3 separate regions of the Homo sapiens genome follow, and all the other regions are linked to region 2. A link is an interaction called in ENCODE POLR2A ChIA-PET data of the cell type or tissue named here. Cell type or tissue: K562. All regions are shown on one strand. Each heading gives the region's core, and the rest is flanking DNA. Links, peaks and the distances in the headings are about the cores only.

Evidence for each region. ChIA-PET counts read pairs that join two places held together with the same protein. Peaks named below come from ENCODE experiments on the same cell type or tissue, not always from the same donor. Only the 100,000 strongest peaks of a DNase experiment are listed, where the experiment ranks them.
Region 1: POLR2A ChIA-PET joins it to region 2 with 6 read pairs; 16 of 35 experiments call an interaction of 5 or more read pairs at or near these places.
Region 3: POLR2A ChIA-PET joins it to region 2 with 5 read pairs; 15 of 35 experiments call an interaction of 5 or more read pairs at or near these places.

The regions. Positions count from the first base shown.
Region 1 is chr1:100,235,810-100,242,865 of GRCh38, reverse strand. It overlaps DBT (dihydrolipoamide branched chain transacylase E2), which reads left to right. Exons shown (of 11, transcript NM_001918.5): 2 at 1,982-2,105. Among named protein-coding and RNA genes, the nearest start is that of DBT, 10 kb to the left of the region's middle. In K562, for the core only: no CTCF peak of the experiment used is centred there; no DNase peak of the experiment used is centred there.
Region 2 is chr1:100,358,584-100,366,450 of GRCh38, reverse strand. All of the region lies in intron 2 of CDC14A (cell division cycle 14A), which reads right to left. Among named protein-coding and RNA genes, the nearest start is that of CDC14A, 10 kb to the right of the region's middle. In K562, for the core only: no CTCF peak of the experiment used is centred there; DNase peaks (open chromatin) are centred at 3,380 and 5,560; H3K4me3 peaks cover 1,821 bases.
Region 3 is chr1:100,432,591-100,439,646 of GRCh38, reverse strand. The region is part of intron 5 of CDC14A (cell division cycle 14A); the gene reads right to left. Among named protein-coding and RNA genes, the nearest start is that of CDC14A, 84 kb to the right of the region's middle. In K562, for the core only: no CTCF peak of the experiment used is centred there; a DNase peak (open chromatin) is centred at 3,596.

The sequences.
Region 1 (7,056 bases), core at 1,641-6,640, 120 kb after region 2:
ACCTTCTAGTAGTTTAATTTTCTTTCAAATGTTTTACAAATATGAACAATTTTATTTAAATTAAGGTGAATCTATATACTTCAAAACTTTCCTTTATTGTCCCTAAGTTTTATGTCTGATGAAACAGAGGTTGATTCACTCCTTTGATTTTATTGTTGACCAAGAGTCAGGATTATGGGAGCTGAAGGAGAAAGCAAGGACAAACAAAATGGAAATGTTTGGGAAAGAGAATTCTTTTATTGTCTTCTGGTTTTAAGTTATCAATTTTAATTATTTTAGTTAGGCTTTATATTTCCTGAATATTAATGTTAGTAAAAATAAAATGTTGATATTATAAAGACTAGTCGATTTAGGGTGATCTCTAAAGTTAAGATGAATGATTTAAGATTATTTATGTTTTAGGAAAGGGATCTTCAGTTTTTCTTTGCCTTCAGAAATCAGTAATAGTTTGAAATTTAAAGTAAAAAAATAAGAATTTAAATGTATTGTTCTTGTCAGTAAACCAAACTTTTACTTTTATATTTGCTATCAGAAAAAAACAAAAATTCTAGTTTATAAATATGTATTAAAACATGACTGTACTATATGATGTTTATTATAACATAGCCTTTAAAAGTTAAGAGCTAATCACCACTAATGTACATGATTTTTTTTTTTAAGTAAAAGTGACTCTGTTACATACATGAAAAAGTTTCACTTATCAGTATTCTTATACTAAGAAGGTTAGAAATTTCTGCAGAGAAGTAAGCTCAGGGCTTTAAAATTAAATAAGTAAATAAATTCTGTAGTTTATGTTTACAGTATGATGTAGTTAAGTATTAATAGCATTGAAATTTTTTTTTTTTTGAGATGGAGTCTTGCTCTGTCACCAGGCTGGAGTGCAGTGGCTCGATCCCGGCTCACTGCAACCTCTGCCTCCCGCATTCAAGCGATTCTCCTGCCTCAGCCTCCCAAGTAGCTGGGACTACAGGCGCATGCCACCAAGCCCAGCTAATTCTTTTGTATTGTTAGTAGAGACAGGGTTTCACCATATCGGCCAGGCTGGTCTCTTTAACTCCCTACCTCGTGATCTGCCCACCTTGGCCTCCCAAAGTGCTGGGATTACAGGCGTGAGCCACCGCGCCTGGCCTAATGGCATTGAAATATTAACTTTCCAAATAAGATATTATGGCCTGGCATGGTGGCTCGCACCTGTAATTCTAGCACTTTGGGAGGCTGAGGTGGGAGGATTGCTTGAGCTCAGGACTTCAAGTCCAGCCTGGGCAACATACTGAGACCTTGTCTCTACAAATAATAAACAAAATTAATTGGGTGGGGTAGCATGCGCCTGTGGTCCCAGATACTTGGAAGGCTGAGGCAGGAGGACCCCTTGAGCCTAGAAGGTCAAGGCTTCAGTGAACTGTGATCGCACCACTGCACTCCAGCCTGGGCAACAGAGTGAGACCATGTCTCAAATACACACACACACACACACACACACACACACACACACACACACAATACCTTTCAGACACTTAGGTTTTGATATATAGAGTTGAATACATTTGGGCCTACTTATTTCTATAAGAGATTTTAAAATAATATTATACTAAGGTACTATGTAAAATAGTTAATTCTAAAGAGTCATCTATAAGTTACTATAAGTAAACTTTGGGGTATCATACTATACAAGTTTTTCATTGTTTTTAGATGCTAACTATTACTTTAGAATTCTTTAGTAGTTTTAGTTCAGGAAGTCCAATGACTTAAGCATACCTATAAGCTGATGTATTTATACAGAATACACTGTTAAAATGTCTTTACTTTCAGAAGGAATTTTGGGTAAGGATCATAAATGTAACAAATCTAAATCTAAGGATATAATATTTCTATTGTGACAATGGTTCTACTTTTAGAATGGAATTGAAATTCAATTTATACTTAGAGATAAGCCGGTATGGTTGTTTATAAATGCTTTTACTTTTTGTTTTCTCATCTGTAGATTTGTGTTCGCTATTTTCAAACATGTGGTAATGTTCATGTTTTGAAGCCAAATTATGTGTGTTTCTTTGGTTATCCTTCATTCAAGTATAGTCATCCACATCACTTCCTGAAAACAACTGCTGGTAAGTATGATTTCAAAATAACGTGTATAAAATAATGTTTTGTACCTCATTCAGTAATATTTTTTAGTAGTTGATTGAGACTTTTTAAACAAAAAAAAGTTGACTCTGTATTTCTAGCCGGGCCCTTCCCATCTCCCCACATTTTTCCAGTTCTCACTTTCTTTTTTCTCATCCCTCTCTTTTACATACTTTCCTTAACACTGGCACCCCTTTTTAAAAAAAATTTTTTTTTAGAGACAGGATCTCACTCAGTTGCCCAGATTGGAGTGCAGTGGTGTAATCACAGCTCACTATAACCTGAACTCCTGGGCTCAAGTGATCCTTCTGCCTCAGCTTCTCAAAGAGCTGGGATTACAGGCATTAACTTATCTCGCCCAGCACTTGTGTCTTTATAATATTGGGAATGGGTTGTGTTGGGCCATCTATTTATCATCTGGCTCATCTAAGTGCAATAGTCAGCATTGATATGACTTTCTCAGTCAAGGTAAATTGTTGACTTAATAGAGGTGTCTTTGTGTTGGCATACACATTGTGGTATTGTTTGTTGAAAGAAGCACTTAATCTGTCAAGTGAACATGGTGTGATGAAACCAGCCTGATTTAGTACTAAATAGAAAGTTCCCTGACTTTCACCATTTACTTACTTTTTCCCCAGCTTTTTCTACCCTCTGTAAAGAACTTGAAGGATTAAGTATTAGATTTGGCAAGGGCACAAGAACTGTTTTTTTTCCTGATGTTCTATTTAGAACCCTGATAAAGAACCCTAGACTTTTGTTACACTATTAAGTTTTTGACAGATACATGGGAGCTTAGTTTGTGCTGGGAATGAAAAATGGGGGAATTCCAGGCAGACCCCAAGTCAGCCTTTCCATGCTCTTTTTTTTTTTTTTTTTTTTTTTTTTTTTTTTTTGAGCTCTGTTGCTCAGGCTGGAGTGCAGTGGCACAATCATAGCTCACTGTAACCTCAAACTCATGGGCTCAAATGATCCTCCTGCCTCAACCTCCTGAGTAGCTGGGACTACAGGTGTGCATCACTACACCTGGCTAATTTATTTATTTATCAGGATGTTGTCACAGTGCCCAGGCTGGTCTAAAACTCCTGGATTCAAGAGATCCTCCTGCCTCTGCCTCCCGAAGGGCTGGGATTACAGGCATGAGCCCTGCACCGGCCTTCCATGCCTTTTCTTTTGCTTTCTTTTTTTTTTTTGAGACAGGGTCTCACCTCTCAAAGTGATGGGATTACAGGTGTGAGCCACTGTTCCCAGCCATCTTCCATGTTTTTTCTATGTCATCCTCCACTATAGCCTAAGACATGTAAACTTTACCTTCACTACTTTTACAAAAATTTCCATTTTTTAAAGTTGATCTTTTTTTGTTACTTCCCAGAGAAAATAGAGGTCATTCAAGTAAATACTTCAACTTCCTGGTCCAGTCTGTAAACACTTAGGAACTTTGGGTTGCTGGATACACCAGTTCCAGGCTACTTGGATTCCTGGTCTACAAATTACTAGCAGTGTAACTTTAAGCAAGTTTCACCATCTGGGAAATGGGAGTAATCATAGTATTTAGCTAATTGTATTCTTGTGAGAATTCATTCATTCAACAATTAATATTTATTGATCACCTGTGTTCCAAGGCACTGCTCTAGGTGCTTGGGATATATCAGTACACAAAACAAAGATCCTTATACTTGGGTGGATTAAATAAATTAGAATATATAAAGTACTTACATACTCTAATACTGCTTAGATATACTAATACTGCTTACATATACTAATACTGCTTTCTCTGGATACTTATTAAGGTTTCTCTTCTTCTGCTTCTCTTTTAAACTTCAGTTTTTCATAGGATCCCATCCTTTGCCCTCTCTTCTTGTACTACATCTACACACATGCCTTCAACTCTCACCTCATTGAAGACTTGTGAATCTGTAGCTGTAGCTCACATCTCTCACCAACTCCATTCCAATGTCCCCAAAACTCAGTCTTCTACAAATCTCTTTTCCTTCTGATATTTCCTAACTCAGTAAGTCATTAAGCTAGACTAGCCTAGCTTAACCATTGATATGAGACCCTGCCTCTACAAAAAATTTTAAAAAGTCAGCTGAGCATGGTGGTCCACACCTGTAGTCCCAGCCACTCAGGAGTCTGAGGTAGGAGGATCACCTGAGCCCCAGAGTTTGAGGCTGCAGTGAGCTGTGATCATGCCACTGCCCTCCAGCCTGGGCAACAGAGTTAGGCCATGTCTAAGAAGAAAAGAAAAGAAGAGAAGAGAAGAAAAGAGAAGAAGGAGGAGGAGAAGGAGAAGGAAGGAAGGGGAGGGGAGGGGAAATAAAAGAAAGAAGAAGAGAAGGAGGAGGAGGAAGAGGAGGAAGGGACGGGACTGGAAGGGACGTGATGAGACAGGACGGGAAGGGAAGGGATGGGGAGGGGAGGGGAGGGAAGCTAGAAACCTAGAGCCATCAGGAGGGAGGGAAGAATCAAGGAAAGGAAGGGAGGAAAGGAAGGGAGGAAAGGAAGTGAGGGAAGGAAGGGAGGAAAGGAAGCGAGGGAGGAAGGAGGGAAGGAAGGAAGGAGGGAAGGAAGGAAGCGAGGGAGGAAGGAGGGAAAGAAGGAAGGAGGGAAGGAAGGAAGGAAACCTAGAGTCATCTTGAGGGAGGGAGGGAGGAAGGAAAGCTAGAAACCTGGAGTCATCCTGACTCTAGTCTCACATCAAACTGATTATCAAAACCTATTAATTTTACATCTTACATTTTTCTTAAATCTGCCTTCTTTTCAAATGGCTTTGAAAAGTATATAAATATATAAATCACATACTTCTGTGCTGGGCAGAGTGGCTCACACCTGTAATCCCAGCACTTTGGGAAGCTGAGGCAGGAGGCTTGCTTGAGGCCAGGAGTTCAAGACCAGCCTGGGCCACAGAAAAGTGAGACCTCACCTCTATAAAAAATTTTTTTTAATTACTTGGGTGTGGTGGTATGGACTTGTAGTCAGCTGCTAGTCCTAGCTGAGGTGGGAGGATCACTTGAGCCCAGGAACTTGAAGTTATCATGAGCTGATTGTGCCACTGCACTCCAGCCTGGGCAACAGAGTGAGACCCTGTCTCTAAAAAAATAATAAATTAATAAATTCTATACTTCTGCTTCTTACCTGAAGTAGCCTCCTGCTTCCCCTGCCTTGTTTTGCCTCTGCCACCCACTCCCCGACCCCATCTACCACACTCCTGCCAGAGAAATTTTTTCTAAACTTGTAGACCTAAAGTTGCAGATCTGATATTATAAATAGGATTCCATATCAGTTAATTACTGCTGAGTAACAAACAATCCCACAACTTAGTGGCTTAAAGCAACAAGGACTGATCATTTCTCAGGATTCTGCAGGTTGGCTGGGTGATTTCCTTGCTGGTTACGCCCAGGCTCCCTAATATGGCTGTATTCAGCTAGAGGATCATATGGGCTGGAAAGTCCAAGATGGTCTCACTCATGTGTCTGACCATTCATGCTGGGTTTCCGATGGGGCAACTCATTTCTCCTTTTCCTGATGTCTCATCCTCCAGTAGACTAGATCAACTTCCTTGCATGAGGATTTTAGGGCAGCATTCCAAAAGGGAGAAGGGAGAAGCTGTGCGGACTTTTGAGGCCTAGCTTCATGAACCTTCACACTTCACTTCTGTTATATTCTATTTGTCAAAGCAAGTCACAGCCCAGCACAGATTTAAGAACTGGTGAAATAGACTCGGCCTCCTGATGGGAACAGCTGCAAAGAATTTATGACCATGTTAATTTACCACTGGGTCCTGATCACCTTTAGGATGAAGTTCAAATATTTTAGCATGGTACACAAAGTCTTTTAAGTCTGGGCTGATTTCTTGCCACATACCGCATCTTCGGCTATAGAGAACTGTTCTTTAACCTTGCCATGAACCATCACATTTTCATGCTCTTGCTGTTCCTTGCATATTGCTTTGTATAGAGGTGCCATAGTATATTTTCTTGTTTTTGTGTTACTTAGATTGATTTCCAGTTCTTCATTATGACCCTATAGTAACCATTTTTTAGCAAGTGGAATTACTTATGGAATCAAGAATGTTGATTTAAAAAAAATTTTTTTAAATGCTTTTGATTGTTAATGCTAAACCATTCAGAAAGTTGCCAGGTTATACTCCAATCAGCAAGCTGTGAGAGGACCCAACTTGCTAGAGAGGAAGTAAGAGGTACCTAATACCTCCATAACCAAAATGTATTTTGTATTTTTTATTACTAATTTAACTCCTCATATTTAAGAAAATTTTACAACCCTAATTAATTTGTTATATGTTTTATAAGCAAATATGGTTAACAGCAGTCTAAAGATACAGGAGCATTCCTGAATAGGTTCAGAGCCATTTGTTAACCTGGAAAAGTGGGAGGGTCCATACGTGCTTTCAAATGATCAGAAATACTTTTCTCTTTTGAGAATAATTACCATACAGTATCATTGGCATCTAAGTATTACAAAGAGGGTATAGAAGCTGGGTGTGGTGGGTGGTCCCAGCTTCCTCAGGAGATGGAGGGAGGAGGATTGCTTGAGCCCAGGAGTTTGAGGCTGTAGTATGCATTTATGCACCTGTGAATGTCTACTGTATTCCAGCCTGGGGAACATAGTGAGACTCTGTCTCCAAAAAAAAAAAGGAGGGATGGGTAGAAATTTGAAAAGGGGTAGAAAATGGAAAGAGGAAAGAGACGACTTAGGGATAAGGTGGCAGAACATAAGTTTGGACAAACAAGTTTCCATCAAGTTTGCTAGATATAGAACTGCCTGATTTTTAGCCATTAAGAATGAGAAAGAATAGTTATATAAATTCAAAAGAAATCTGTTCATGTTATTATAGTTTCATAACTTAAAACAAGGATATCTAGCTGGGTCTCTCTTTGTATATCTTTGTTCTATTTTCTATTCATTACATTGTTTCAA
Region 2 (7,867 bases), core at 1,501-6,500:
TTAAGTGAGTCAATTCCCAGAGGAATCATTGTTTGAAGTATTGTTATACCTTATTCTACACATTAGAAGCTTCATGTGAAAATTCCCAACACCTCAGCAAAAAGATAAGCTACATTCCAAGAAGTACTCATTCATTCAACAAAATTTATGACTACCTATTCTGAGCAAGGCATTACTAGTTAGCATATTCATCACAGAGTACTTGCAATACAAAAAAAATTAACTGCTTTAAAAACAGGATGAATAAATTCTATAAGATCGTTATAAGGCATGCCAACCTTTCAATGTTTTACCAGCACTGCTGACGTTTTTTGTCTCTTCATTCACTTGCTCACTCAAATAGTTACTAAAAGCCTATTGGTCACCAGTCCCTACCCACAAGGAGCTCACTATCTACTGAGAAGACAGGTAAAGACATTATTACAATGTGATAAATGCTAAAATAGCAGTATCCTCCAAAACACAATGAGACCGTGTGTGTGTGTGTGTGTGTGTGTGTGTGTGTGTGTAAAATTTTGTTGAAATTGATCAGCAATGCCTCTGGGCCACACATTACCTAACAGTTTCCCTATCACTAGAATACTATCCGCACCCCTCCAGTCAGATGATAAAGTTTCTGTATGAGACGTGATTATTATGGCTGAACTCATAATGATCACATTTTAAAAAGGTCCTAACTGCATAACAAATACCAACCTCAGATGAGGGCACTAGTCTGAGTTTTTGCTCAAGCCCTTTAGCATAACCACCCACAGTCACACTGATGCCAACTTCTTGGGGAAGAGTTGCTGCACATCTAACAAGCTTCCCACACACACAGCAGTCTGATGCAGAACTAAAGATCACTGGGTGCCAAAAGGTTCCAGTCCCAATTTGGTCACTCAGTGTCCCTAATCTGGTGTCGTAGCCTCTCTGGGACTCCACGTCCTCATCTATCAAATGAAGCCACTGAATTAGATGGCTCCTAAAGTTCTTTCCAGCTCTTATGTAATATCATATATCACAGTTCTAGCCGCTATATAGACTCTACAGAGTCTATGACTCTAGTTATCCTTATTGGACAAACCCATTCAACTGTTCAAATGTTTCTCAAGGTCTACTTGCCCTATTTGATGTTCTCTGTTCTGTCTGTCCTCTCAGTGCATTGGGTCTGGGTACAGAAAACATTTCCCTCAGAGTGTCTCCTCTTTGAGGAAGGAAAAGAACACAACTTTTTCCATGAAATTCACTGTTTTCTGCACAGCCAGAAAGCAAACCCACAGACTACAAAGCAGCTACATGTATTAGGAAACTTATCATCTTTATTACTTACTTGTCTGCAAAAAGTCTGACATTTGTTGAGATCATAAAGGAAGGAGAGAACCCCAATATCAACTATCAATCCTGTCCCTTGATGCATTGTCTAGATTTCTAAGAAAGTTCAGGTTTACAACACCAGAGGGTGAGGAACCATTCTCCACTTATTACCTTCTTAACCCGAGGTAAATACTGGTCAGGTCAGGTGTCAGCTGCTGTTTCTGTAAAATAAGTGAGTGCTTTCACTTTGCCTTAAAGCCAAACAACAGACCAGATGGTATCAAGAAACCTTCCAGTATCAGGGTCTGTAATTCTAACATCCCTCGTTAGAGAAGGTCAGTTAATAAAAACTCCCTTAGAGACTCAGATTAACGAAAACAAAAGGAGACTTCTTCAGGAATGCACTGGGAAAATTAAAATTCACTCCCACAGAAATATTCTCAAGCAGTGTAAATTAACTCCATTATTCAATGGCTAGTACTGAAGGCAGGAGAGCTATACAGACAGTATATGCAAAGCTTTGTTAGAAAACAGAATGATGAGCGATTCCCCCATACATAAAAGGCTAACCCTCAGATTTCATAAAGTGGCTGAGGCTCTCAAAAGGAAAATAATTACTCTAAAATTTGTGGTGAGGATCACAGGGCCGGGGGCAACGGCTCCGCCTGTAATCCCAGCACTTTGGGAGGCCGAGGCGGGCGGATCACGAGGTCAAGAGATTGAGACCATCCTGGCCAACATGGTGAAACCCTGTCTCTATTAAAAAAAAAAATACAAAAATTAGCTGGGTGTGGTGGCATGCACCTGTAGTCCCAGCTACTTGGGAGTCTGAGGCAAGAGAATCGCTTGAACCTGGGAGGCAGAGGTTGCAGTGAGCCGACATCGGGCCACTGCACTCCAGCCTGGCAACAGAGCGAGACTCCATCTCAAAAATAAAAAATTAAAAAAAAAAAAGATGATCATCCATAATGATGAAGTCTGTGTATGACAGAAAAAAAGTAAATTGTGATCAATAAATTTTTTTTTTGTGACAGGGTCTTGATCTGCCACCTAGGCTGAGTGCTGTGGCATGCTCATGGTTCACTGAAGCCTCGACCTCCTAAGCTCAAGTGATCCTCCCACCTCAGCCTCCAGAGTAGCTAGGACTACAGCCATGTGGAACATGCCTGGCTAATTTTTGTATTTTTTGTAGAGACAGGGTTTCAGCATGTTGCTCGAGCAATCTGCCCACCTTGGCCTCCCAAAGCGTGGAATTAGAAGCGTGAGCCACTATGCCTGGCCAGTAAATTCTTTAAGAAGGCAGAAATGTATATTCATTTTAGAAAGGTTTCCGTAAATTATTCAAATTATAAAACTTTGATATTTCAGAATGTAATTTTCCAATTCTCTGTAGAAGCTGTCTCACTGAAATGCCACATATCCAGATACACAAAACTGAATAAATGCATTACTAAAGTACATCAATCATGGGGACCAAATTTGAAATAAACTACCTTTTCCAGTTCTCAAAAGAAAATTAAATTTTATAAAAAAAAAAAAAGAGAAGTCTAAACTGGCAAATTCTTCAATTTGTCACTAGGATGTGAAAATATTTAAGACCAAAAAATTAAATTAACAATAAAGGAAATATCTTATTCAAATTTATAGTTTACACAAATTATTTCTTATAAAGGAATTCACTGTCAACAACAAATAATTGTGATCATTTACCAGATGTTTTTGATATACGAGTTAAAAAGAAATTACTTAGGCAGGTACTGAGGGTTCGGGAGCCCTCGGTAAGGGTTTCCTTTTAATGAAAAGCAGCCCTAAAATCATTTTCTCTTTTAACAAACAGCAGCCTGTAAAAGAGAGCTGCACACGTAAACAAGCAAGCTGGAAACTTGCACAGGTGAATGTCGGCAGTTGTGCCAGTAGGAATACTACTACCTGGGACTAGGCATGTTCAAAATGGCAGCTCCATCTTCTCTTTTTGCCAGCCACATGTACAGTGAGGAGCAGACAAGACGGCACTGGCCGAGTGGAAAGTCCATTTGCATAATAAGATTAGGGTGGGGTGATCAGCCTTCCCCACCCACTACGTAAACGTCACACCTGGTTGAACCAATCTGCGGGCCCTATGTAAATCAGACACCGCTTCCTCAAGCCAGACTATAAAACCTGTTGCGGTCAGCTGCAGGCCCGCTTTTCCCTTTGGACTCCTCTGTCTCACAAGAGAGGGAGAGCTACTCTCTCCTCTGTCCTTTCTTCTGCCTATTAAAGTCTCTGCTCCTTAACCCACTCACGTGTACCTATTGTTAATCTTCGATGAGATGAAGAACCCCGGGTATTTACCCCAGGCAACAATGCTGCTTCATTTTCAAGTTGTCAAGAACTGGGGATGTTACATATTTTTAATAAATAGAGCAATATTTTTGATGACTCTCAATCCACATAAAATTCTTTGGTGCTCCTGGAAGTATTTCGTTGATTAAAACAAACCAATATATTTTTTAAGTAAATTGAAACTAAAGCTTTAAAAAGAATTATTCACAGCTCTACTTTGCTTCAGTAATGTGAATTGGAACAACTTAAAATGACAAGACATAGGAAACAACCAAAATGACCAAAGAGAGAAAAATGTTCAATACAGTATGGTATATCCTTTCCCCGAAATATTATTAATATAGAGACATTTATGGTGATTTTGAAAAATGGCATTGGTTTACAATGCTCATGTATGATTAAAAAAATCAGCATTTAAAACTGCATATACAAAATTATGCCAATTAAAAATTTATAGCACTGTAGGTTTGAATTTCTTCATTGTAGAAAAGCAATATTCTTTGAAAAATTAAAAAAAATATTTCTAAGACACAATGAATTTCACAATTCAGTATAAAAAATTCAGCTCAAATCACAAAGCCAGAAAGGAACTTGAGATCAGTTGTGCCACTTACCTCCCCACATTTTAAATATCCAGGACAGACACGGTCTATTTTCCGCTTAAAGATCACAAAAGACAAAGACTCCATTATAATGACCCCCTTTTTACTTCCTATCTCCAATCCTCAAAACAAAACAGAATAGCAAAAAGGCAGTTTCCTTCTGATTTACGTACCTCACCTACTTAAAGGTGTCCCTCTCTCCCAGTCACCCAAGCCAGAAACTTTGAATTCACCTTTGCTTCCTCCTCCCTACCCGCATCTGCTCAGTCCCAAATCCAGTCAACCAATTCTTTCCAGCCTCTCCCCATCTGGCCTTTCTTTCCCCACTGCTGCAACCCTAATCCAATTCTTCCATAGCCTAACTGACCCCACCTTCGAGCGATGGCAGCACTCGTCCTAAAGTAGAGCCCTGGTCACTCTCTGCCATTTACAAGCAAGCACAATTTACTGACATCCAAACAGTTTTCCACAATCCAGTCCCCAACTAAGTGACTGCTGCTGTGACCTGTGACTCCTCTCCATTCAAATATTATTACACCTCCTCTAACAGAATCTTGCTATTCCCAAACACCTCTTGTGCCTTTTCTCAGGACTCTGCCTGAAATCTTTTTCTTTCCTTTCTTCCTCATTCACTTACTCACTCATTCATTCATTCAACTAAAATTTCTTGAGCCCCATATCTATGCCAGGCACAGTGCTAGGTGTTGGGACATAATGGTGAGCAAAAACAGGTAGTACTGGTCCTCACAGAGATCATAAAATGTACTCTTTGCTATTATACACCCTTCAAAAACTAGCTCAGTGCTTATCACCCTGGGTAGCAATAATCTCTTCCTTTCTTGAACTCCTAACACATACATTTGCAGCTTTGGTCATGTATTATCCTGTACTGCATGTGTTTCTACTTCCTTCTTTACAAATACATATCTCCAAAGCATTAGTACAGTGTTCTGCATCAAAATCTATCCCATCTAAATACTAAGTTTCTTGTATAGCAATTTTCAACCACTTATGAAAGTTTTAAGTTATGCTTTTCACTTCCCATAAAAATGTGTCAAGAGTTTTGTGAGGCTTGTGTTTTAGTTTTTAGTTTTTTTGTTTTTTGTTTTTTGTTGTTTTTTTTTTTTTAAGCACAAAGGGGTATTGAGCTGTGGCTAAGTAAAAGTCATTTACTTCTGGCTTGGGAATGTGTTTATGAACTTACAAATGAGAACATCTGATGTCTTAGGAATCTACTTCAAACAAAATAATGAAGCCGCCCTGTGGTGACCTGGCACAGAAAGAACTTGGAAGGCTGACAGCTCCCCACTGGGATCTCCTGCAGCCCACTTGGAGCTCTCTCTCAGGCTGCATGATTATGACTAGCCCTGTTAAGATAACTCTCCTTAGCACCTCGGCTACATTTTTTGTTTTCACAGCCTTATCTCAAGCAAACTGAAAAAACAGAGTAATAATTTATCATTATGAAGATTAGAGATCAACTCTACACCGAATGCCTAAGAGGTCAAAACAGCAGATATTTAAATAAATCATTATCTAGAAGGTAAATTTGATTCCCCTGGATTACAGAATTAAGAACTGTGGGCCAGGCACGGTGGCTCACACCTGTAATCCCAGCACTTTGGGAGGCCGAGGCAGGCAGATCACTTAAGGCCAGGAGTTCGAGACCAGCCTGGTCAACATGGTGAAACCCTGTCTCTACAAAAAAATACAAAAATTAGCAAGGCATGGTGGCATGCACCCATAATCCCAGCTATTCGGGAGGCTGAGGTGGGAGAATTGCTTGAACCCCGGAGGTGGAGGTTGCAGTGAGCCGAGATTGCCCCACTGCACTCCAGTCTGGGTGACAGAGCAAGACCCTGTTTCAAAAAAAAAAAAAGAACTAACTATGAATGTACACAGATATATCTACTTCCTCTTAACATATACTACATCATAACACTGGCTGTCATGTGTTCAAAACAGAAGGTGAAAAAGGCTAGGCACAGTGGCTCATGCCTGTAATCCTAGCACTTTGGGAGGCCGAGGCAGGCAGATCACGAGGTCAGGAGATCAAGACCACCCGGCCAACATGGTGAAACCTCGTCTCTACTAAAAATACAAAAAAAAAAAAAAAAAATAGCTGGGTGTGGTGGTGCGCGCCTGTAATCCCAGCTACTCAGGAGGCTGAGGCACGAGAATCGGTTGAACCCAGGAGGCGGAGGTTACAGTGAGCTGAGATCGCACCACTGCACTCCAGCCTGGCAACAGAAGGAAACTCCAACTCAAAAAAAAAAAAAAAAAGAAGAAGGTGAAAAAAAGCAGCCCTGAACAATATTACTTTTCCAAGGTTTGGATGAAGAGAAGAAAAAGGGGGGAAGAAACTATAAACTACCATCTTTTAGAAAGTAAACAGTTTTCTGAGGGTTTTTTTTGGAGAATACCTTAAAAAAAAAAATCACCTTAAGTTACACCAGGTAAGCAGCCAGAACATTTCACCAGACAGCCTACAAAAGCAGTTATCATAGGCTTATAAAAACTGGGCTTCTTTCGTTTTCACGTGTCCTACAATTAACTCAATTTCTTTCCTCTCTTTCTTTTTGGTAGTGCACTGATAGGAAAAAAAAGGCAAAATTATACCCCCCAAAAGTGAAATTACAAAGAAAAATGTTTAAATTACCACCACACATTCCCAGATAGGAGCTGGTCATAGTTTGTGCATATACTGTCAGTGGCACATTTCCCCCAAGAGCCATCACCACCCAAGTTAGAGGGATCAAGTCTGTCAGGAAGGGGCAAAGTTGTCCCATACCCTCCCCATTGGCATCAGTCTCAGGCCAACTGGGAAATGCCTGGACTCCAGGGTGGACTGCCTCTGGCTTGCATCCCTGCTCTGCCTTACCAGCTCAGTGACCTTAGGCAATATACTTCCCTCTCTGGACCTCTACTTCCTCCTTTGTTAAGTAGTGATAATAACAGCATCTAACTCCTAGGCTTGTTCTGAGGATTAATTGAGTTAATGTGTGCGTGTAAACCACTTAGAACACTGCCTGGCACAGGGCTATACATGTTAGCTGCTGCTGCTGCTGCTGTTGTTGTTGCTATGGCTTTATTATTATTCCCACAATGAAATTTGTCTCGAGGTTCAACCAAATCTCCTCTTCTGTCTATATCATAGCAATTTATAATGAGAATTGAGGTTCTAAATGATGACCGTAAGGCTCTATCAGATCATATATATGTGTATGTGTGTATATGCTTAAGTGGCATTCAACCTTCCATTAAATTATCCTACTTGCTATACATTTAATTTGAAATAAAAATTTAAAAACCAAAAGGGTTTCTCCTGACCTACCTCTAACCTAAATATGCATTCCCACAAATATTTCTAGGCAAGAGTAGTTTTTCCATGCTTCTCTCATAAATATTCTATGTTCACATTTTGACTCAAAACTATGCTATAGACAAGATAAAAGAAATCATTTTTCTATAAATTACTTATCCAAAACTTCCTGGATGCATTAATATCAGGCTGCTTTAATTAAGTTTAAATGAAAATTGAATGTTTTAAATTATTTAAATCTTCCATTTAGCTAATTAGTTCTCATTAGAGGCTGCTCATTCTTAACATGCTAAAACATTTGGTGAAATTCTTCAAGTCACTT
Region 3 (7,056 bases), core at 1,641-6,640, 73 kb before region 2:
TTATTTTACCTCTATGCTGAATCTTGGTCTCCTCATCTGTGAAATGAAGTTAATGATAGCAGCTATCACTCATAGGACTGTTGTCAGATTATGTTTTTTAAAATATGTAAAGTCCTTCATATAGTGGCTGGTACATAGGAAGCACTTCATAAATATTATGACTATTCTTATTATTAACAGTGAATTGAACTGTTTGATTAAGTAAAACATTCATCATTGCAAGAGGTATTCTGGCAGAGGAATAACCTCCTGTCAGGAATATGATAAAAACAAGCTTAAAAGATAGGAGAGACAATGTATGTAGGCCAACAGAACCTAGCAGGTGTTTTCATGGATTAAATGCCATCCTTCCCCTACAAAAAAGAAAAGAAAAGAAAGAAAACAGGAAAATGTAGTCAGGCTTCCAAACAATCTCCTCTGAGCCACTGGGAGCCACGAGAGCTTCTAATGCACCATGAAGTACTCCTTCAAAAGGAGTGGGAACCTACCGTGGTGAAAATTGAGTGCTTCATACTTTATTTAAGTTTTTAGAGCAATTTAGCAGACCTGCTTTAGGCAACATAAAACTAAAGTATCAAGTTCAGGTCAGTTAAGCAAGAACTGGCACCAGAGCTTTAACACTACAGTGTTCCAAGGTGTCCGAGGTAGGAAACTTGACCTCAAGGCTCCAGGCTCTCTGCCCAGCCTCCACTGCTGACCCAAGAAACAGAGCAGGCAGACACCTATCTAGACAAAGTGAAAGGCACATATGGCAGCCATCAGGAAGGGGCCAGAAGACGTTCCAAGGGGAGAATAGACCTTTAAGGGCTTTAAGGTATAATTAACATAAAACCAACTTTTACAACCATTCAAGGTCACTTGAACCTATGGCTGCTAAGCCATGAAGTGAAATGTAACTTCATCATCCCTGAGTTTCAGCATCCCGAAAGCCTAACATAAAACTAGGAAGTTAGCAAAGCAACTTAACAGAATGCTTAAGTCCTGAAACTTCAATTATTCCAAATATTTATGTCTCATTTCAAAAGGAGGGATCTTTGTTTTTGTGTTTTTAAATATCATCTGAACTCACATGTCAGCAAAAAATAAAATAGCCCCCTTTTCAAATATCTTGTAAAAATGTAAACTATATGTTAGAAAGCAAATTTTAATGGGCTATGCCAGAGAAAAGAGTGACTAGGGATCTAAGAAAAATATTAGTTTATATAAACAACCATAAATTCCTTTGCAGACACTTGTCTTTGGGGTTCAGAGTCTCTGTGCCATGGACTCTCAGTGACCTGAGGAAGCCTGCGAACCCATTTCCTCAGAATAATGTTTTTAATGCATAAACTAGGATTAACAGAAAACTATTTCAATTACATTTAAATAAAGTTTAAATATGTATTTTAAATATACTAAAATACAAATTTGCAATACCCCAAAATGCACTTTTCAAATTAATATATTATATAACAAGATCTAGTGGCAAGTCTGATAACTGCCACTACAATTTTGAGGAAGGAATGAGCATAAATATTTTAAGAAATAATAACTGTAAGTGATATTAAATTGTCACTTATATTGCTAATGCTACTACAGTTTATTTACAACATTTATAATTGGATGTAACTTTATAATTGATAAGGTAAGGTCAGTAAAAATAAAGATATAATTTTTTTCTCATCTAAGTTCACTGACTCTCTGAATTCTCTTCCACAGACCCTAGATTAAAAACTACTGCTTTACGTTTTTTAAAAGGGGGTAAAAATTTCTTTATATTTAAAAAAAGTAAAAAAAAAAAATTACAAGATGTAGAGGTATCCCTTATTCTTTCAAGTATGTCTTCCCACCCCTAGACTCAGCTAAACAATGTCACTAATGTAAGCTACCAGAAAAAGTTCCAGGCCTATTCTTTCTGAATGTCTGCAAAGTATGGTGAGGCTTCCATGATACCTCCTACCCCATCACAGCCACAATTGTTACCAGTGACTAAAAGGAGAGCTCTGGTGACCCGGTGGTCAAATCTGCAGGCCTCCAAAGTTGGGAGGGAAAGTTAACATGCCATCCGACAGAACTAGGCAAGTCAGTCACCACAGGCTGAAAAGGCACAGAGAAGTTTACAAATTGAAATCTAATAAGGAATGCAATAGAATTTAGTCATATCCTCCAGATTGAGAGAAGGAAACGGCATGCCTTTTTTGAGCACCTACTGTGTCAGGTAATTTATATGCATAGCGCATTTAATCCTCATGACAGCCACATAGTGCCAACAGGTTCTCAAAATCTGTCCCAAAGACTGGACAAGAAAGAAATGGCTTAATCGTGGCATGTGGCTCATACGTAGTCACAGGAAAATACTATAACAGTGAAGGGACACAAGAACATGTTATGTATTCTCTGGGGGAGAAAGAGAGAAGATAAAGATGGAAGATTGAACCCATGCATCTACCGAACCCCACTAAAAGGAGATTTTTTTTTCTTTGAAACAGGGTCTCACTCTGTCACCCAGGCTGGAGTGCAGTGGTATGATCTTGGCTCACTGCAGCCTCCACCTCCTGGGCTCAAGTGATCCTCCAGCCTCAGCCCCTGAATTAGCTGGGACTACAGGCACAAGCCACCATGCCCAGCTAGTTTTTATATTTTTCGTAGAGCCAGGGTTTCACCATGTTGCCCAGACTGGTCTGGAACTCCTGAGCTGAAGTGATACACCCACCTCTGCCTCCCAAAGTGCTAGGATTACAGGTGTAAGCCACTGCACCTGACCAAAAGGTGAATTTTTAAAGGCTTTTGTTTTTTAAATGGAAACCAACAAAGACTAGGAGAATAAGAGAAGAGACAAAACAATAAAATTTTGAAAGCTAGAAATCATTTAGATGAGTGGTAAATAAGTTAGAAGACCAAGAAAACTGAATACTAAACTGACAATGAAAAAACTGAGAACCAGTTGGGCACAGTGGCTCATGCCTGTAATCCCAGCACTTTGGGAGGCCGAAGCAGGTGGATCACCTGAGGTAAGGAGTTCAAGACCAGCCTGGTCCAACATAGTGAAACCCTATCTCTATTAAAAATATAAAAATTAGCCAGGCATGGTGGCAGGTACCTGTAATCCCAGCTACTCGGGAGGCTGAGGCAGGAGAATAGCTTGAACCCGGGAGGCAGAGGTTGCAGTGAGCCAAGATTGTGCCACTACACTCCAGTCTGGGCAACAGAGTGAGACTCCATCTCCAAAAAAACCAAAAAAAAAAATGATAACCAACACAATTAATACCAGGTAAGTCTCAAAAGGCTTAGGAATTGGCAGCACTGTGTTCTCCTGGAAGTGAGGATAAAGGAAATGACTAAAATAAGATTGAAAGTCCATTTAAGAGGCAACATTCCCTCCCATTTTGTAAGTCAATTTTCCCTGTTGATTTTCCTCAACTCACCAATATAGTCGGGACCATCTAATGGTTGGCCCTGGGAGACAGAAAGATACCTGCCCCACATGATGTTCAAACTTGGAATTGGAAGATCCCTTCTAAGGAATTTTTTTCACCTGCATTATAACATGAAATGGAGGTCAGGAGTTAGGAAAACAGCAGACTACTGAACCCAAAAGTCCCCTCCTACTCTGAGGTTTTACCACCATACAACACCATTGGTCATCTCTTTATCTCTCTTCTGGATCCTTTCCAACAGAATTTAAACATTTTCAGGTCCCTACTAGCTCCAAAAAGAACAAGCCAACCAAAATTTTCCAAGCTCCACATCTTCCTTCAGCTTCCACCCGGTTTGGACTCCTCTCTAAAACAAGATTTCTCTAAAGAATTACTCCTTTTCCTTTTTTTTTTTTTTTTTTTTTTTTAGACGAAGTCTCACTCTTGTAGCCCAGGCTGGAGCGCACTGGCACAATCTTGGCTCACTGCAACCTCTGCCTCCCGGGTTCAAGCGATTGCCTCACCCTCCCGGGTAGCTGGGATTACAGGCGCCTGCCACCATGCCTGGCTAATTTTTGTATTTTTCGTAGAGACAGGGTTTTACCATGTCAGCCAGGCTGGTCTCGAACTCCTGACCTCAGGCGATCCGCCCACCTCGGCCTCCCAAAGTGCTGGGATTACAGGCGTGAGCCACCGCGCCCAGTCTCATCTTCCTTTTTAAAGTGTACAATTCAGTGGGGTTTGGTGTATTCATAATGTTGTACAACCATCACCAGTAATTCCAAAATATTTTTACTACCCCAAAAAGAAACTTTGGACTCATTTGCAGTCACTCCCCATTCTCCTTCCTCCAGCCCCTGGCAATCCACTAATTTATTTTCTGTCTGTCTGGATTTACTTATTTTAAACCCAGAGAACATTGTGCATGCATCATCTTAGCCTAATATGTCAGCAACAAGTAACTCCCTACTTTGCTCTCTTCTCTTGGTTCCTGGATTTTCCTTCTACCCTCTAAACACTACTTCCAACCTCCTTTGCAAAGTCATCCTTCACTTCCCAGTCTTTAAAAGTCAAACCTTCTCAAGGTTCAACTCTAGACCAAAATTCTTCTCACTCCATACTCTCTCTCTCTAGACCAGGGCCTCTAAAACTTTAGTGTGTATTGGCATCACCCGGATAGTTCCACAGACACAGGCTGCTGGGCCCCACCTCAAGTTTCTAATTCAGTAGGCCAAAGGCAGGGCCTGAGAATTTGCATTTCTAACAAGTTTCCAGGTGGAGCTGAGGCTGCCGCTAGAAAGGCATGTATTTTGAGAATCACTGCCCTAGACATCTCCATAAATTACCATCTATCTGCCAATGACCCTCAAATCTCTCTAGCACAAACTCCTTCTTAAAGCTTCAAAAATAGTACAGCCAACCACCTACATGGCATTTCCGTTCGGGTGTCTTAAAGATGCCTCAAACTCACTATGTAAGAAGAATCTCTTGAATCTGCTCCCACTCCAAAAAAAAACAACTGCAACGATAATCCAGTCTTGCAGCGCTCCCTGTCTGGGTAAAAGCTCCCACAGTCACTCAAGCTACAGGCCAGAAGTCTCACCTTTCTTTCCCCTTATCCTATCCCTCACTATGCACCATTGGTTTCACCTCTTAAATATCTCTTGAATGCATCACTTGCCAATTCCATTGCCACTGCCTTCCTACACCCACTCTTAAAACTTTTTAATGGTTTTCTTCACTGAAGCCAGAGTGATATTTTTAAAAGGCAAATCTAATCTGATCACTCTTCAGCTATAACCCCTCACTGACTTCCCATTGCTCTCAAGGGAAAGTTCAAATCTTCACTGTGGCCACAAGGCCTGGGGGTATCTGGCCCCATCTTCCCTGAGCTCCCCAGTAGCCACTGGGCTCTTCCTACAGAACCTGCACATCTGCAAGTCACATGTTCTTCCCTCTCACCCTCATCTTCCCACTTACCCTCCTCAACCTTCAAACCACCACGCCTGGCCACAATTCTATCTTTCTAAATGTGACTTCTGGCATACTAGTCAACTGAACTATACAGCTATTATACAGTGGTTATAAAAATCCACAACTATGACCATAGGAAGAATTTGCAGTCAATAAATAGTTCTTGAATGAAAAACTAAATGAATAATATTTAAATAGAAGGAGCAATTGGGACTTGTTGTTTATTTTGTGTTTAGTGTTTATTTTGCAGAAAAACAGCAGGAAAAAAATTAAGTTTAAGAAAACTAGAATCAACATCCACAATTAAATGTTAAAGAGCTTGTTTCACTGGTGTCCCAGCACTGTCTTATATAGGCTCTCAAGAGTGAACTGTTAAATATTCAGAAATTTTGAGAGCCCAAATCAGCAGTGGTAAAAGTATTTGTACCATGGAAATCAGCAAATACTTTTTACTTATAGAGCCAGTTTACCAACATACCACTGCTTGTAACCTGAGAATCTAAGAAATCACTCAGAATGAAGCAACCTTATAAATATTAATAATGGGAGATGAAACCAGAGATGAAAGAACATATTTACACAAAATAAGAAAGCATTTCTTATTATGAATAATGAAGTTACTCGAAGAAGAAAGAATGGAGAACAGAAGCACAGTGTCTACAATGTGGAGACTACATTAAAAAATACAAAAAGAGCTGATAGAAAAGAGACTAAGAAATTTTGGAAATGACTGTGATCTACAATTATCTTAAGTCCTTGATTCTCTAAATTCTCTGGGTAACAAGTAGTTAGGAGGTATGCAAAAATTGCAGAGCAATGGGTTGGAAAGGATCATAAAGGTCATCTAAGAACCCTTATAAGCACTGAACTGAATCCCCTCTTCACAACCTCCACAAGAAGATGAGCTTCTTAAGGACGGGAAACGTGTCTTTTATGTCTATTGGCCCAGAGTATAGTACAGTGTTGGGAAAATTAGTATGTTATAGATGTTGCTAAATGAATTAATACAGGAATGAATAAATGATCATTACCAAGAGTTCATTCAACTTATGCCTGAACACCTCTGGTGGCTAAGAACTATTGACCTTTTGAAGCAAAAATGTGTCCAGGCATGATGGCTCACACCTGTGATCCCTTTGAGAGGCCAAGGCAGGAGGATTGCTTGAGCCCAGTAGTTTGAGACTAGCCTGGACAATAGAGGGAGACCCCTTCTCTATTTAAAAAAAAAAAAAATTTAATTAGACAGGAGTGGTAGCAAGCTACCTAGAAGGCTGAGGCAGGAGAATTGTTTGAATTCAGGAGTTCAAGACTGCAGTGAGCTACAATTTGGCCACTGCACCCCAGCCTGCTAACAGAGTGAGACTCTATTTCTGAAAACAAATAAATAAAGGAGAAAGTATATAGAACAATCTTTAATTATGAGCTATGTACAATAGCAAAAACACTCTAGATCATCACTGTCCAATGGAAATATAATGCCATCCTCAAAAGAGAGCCTCATGTATAATTTTAATTTTTTATAACCATATTAAAATAAACTAACAAGAAAAAAGTAAATTTTAGTAGTGTATTTTGCTCATCCAATATATCTAGAATATTCTCATTTCAGCATTAATGAACATAATTATAAATAAGATATCTTACATTTTTCTTTTATATTAAATCTTTTTATTTTGAGAGACAGGGT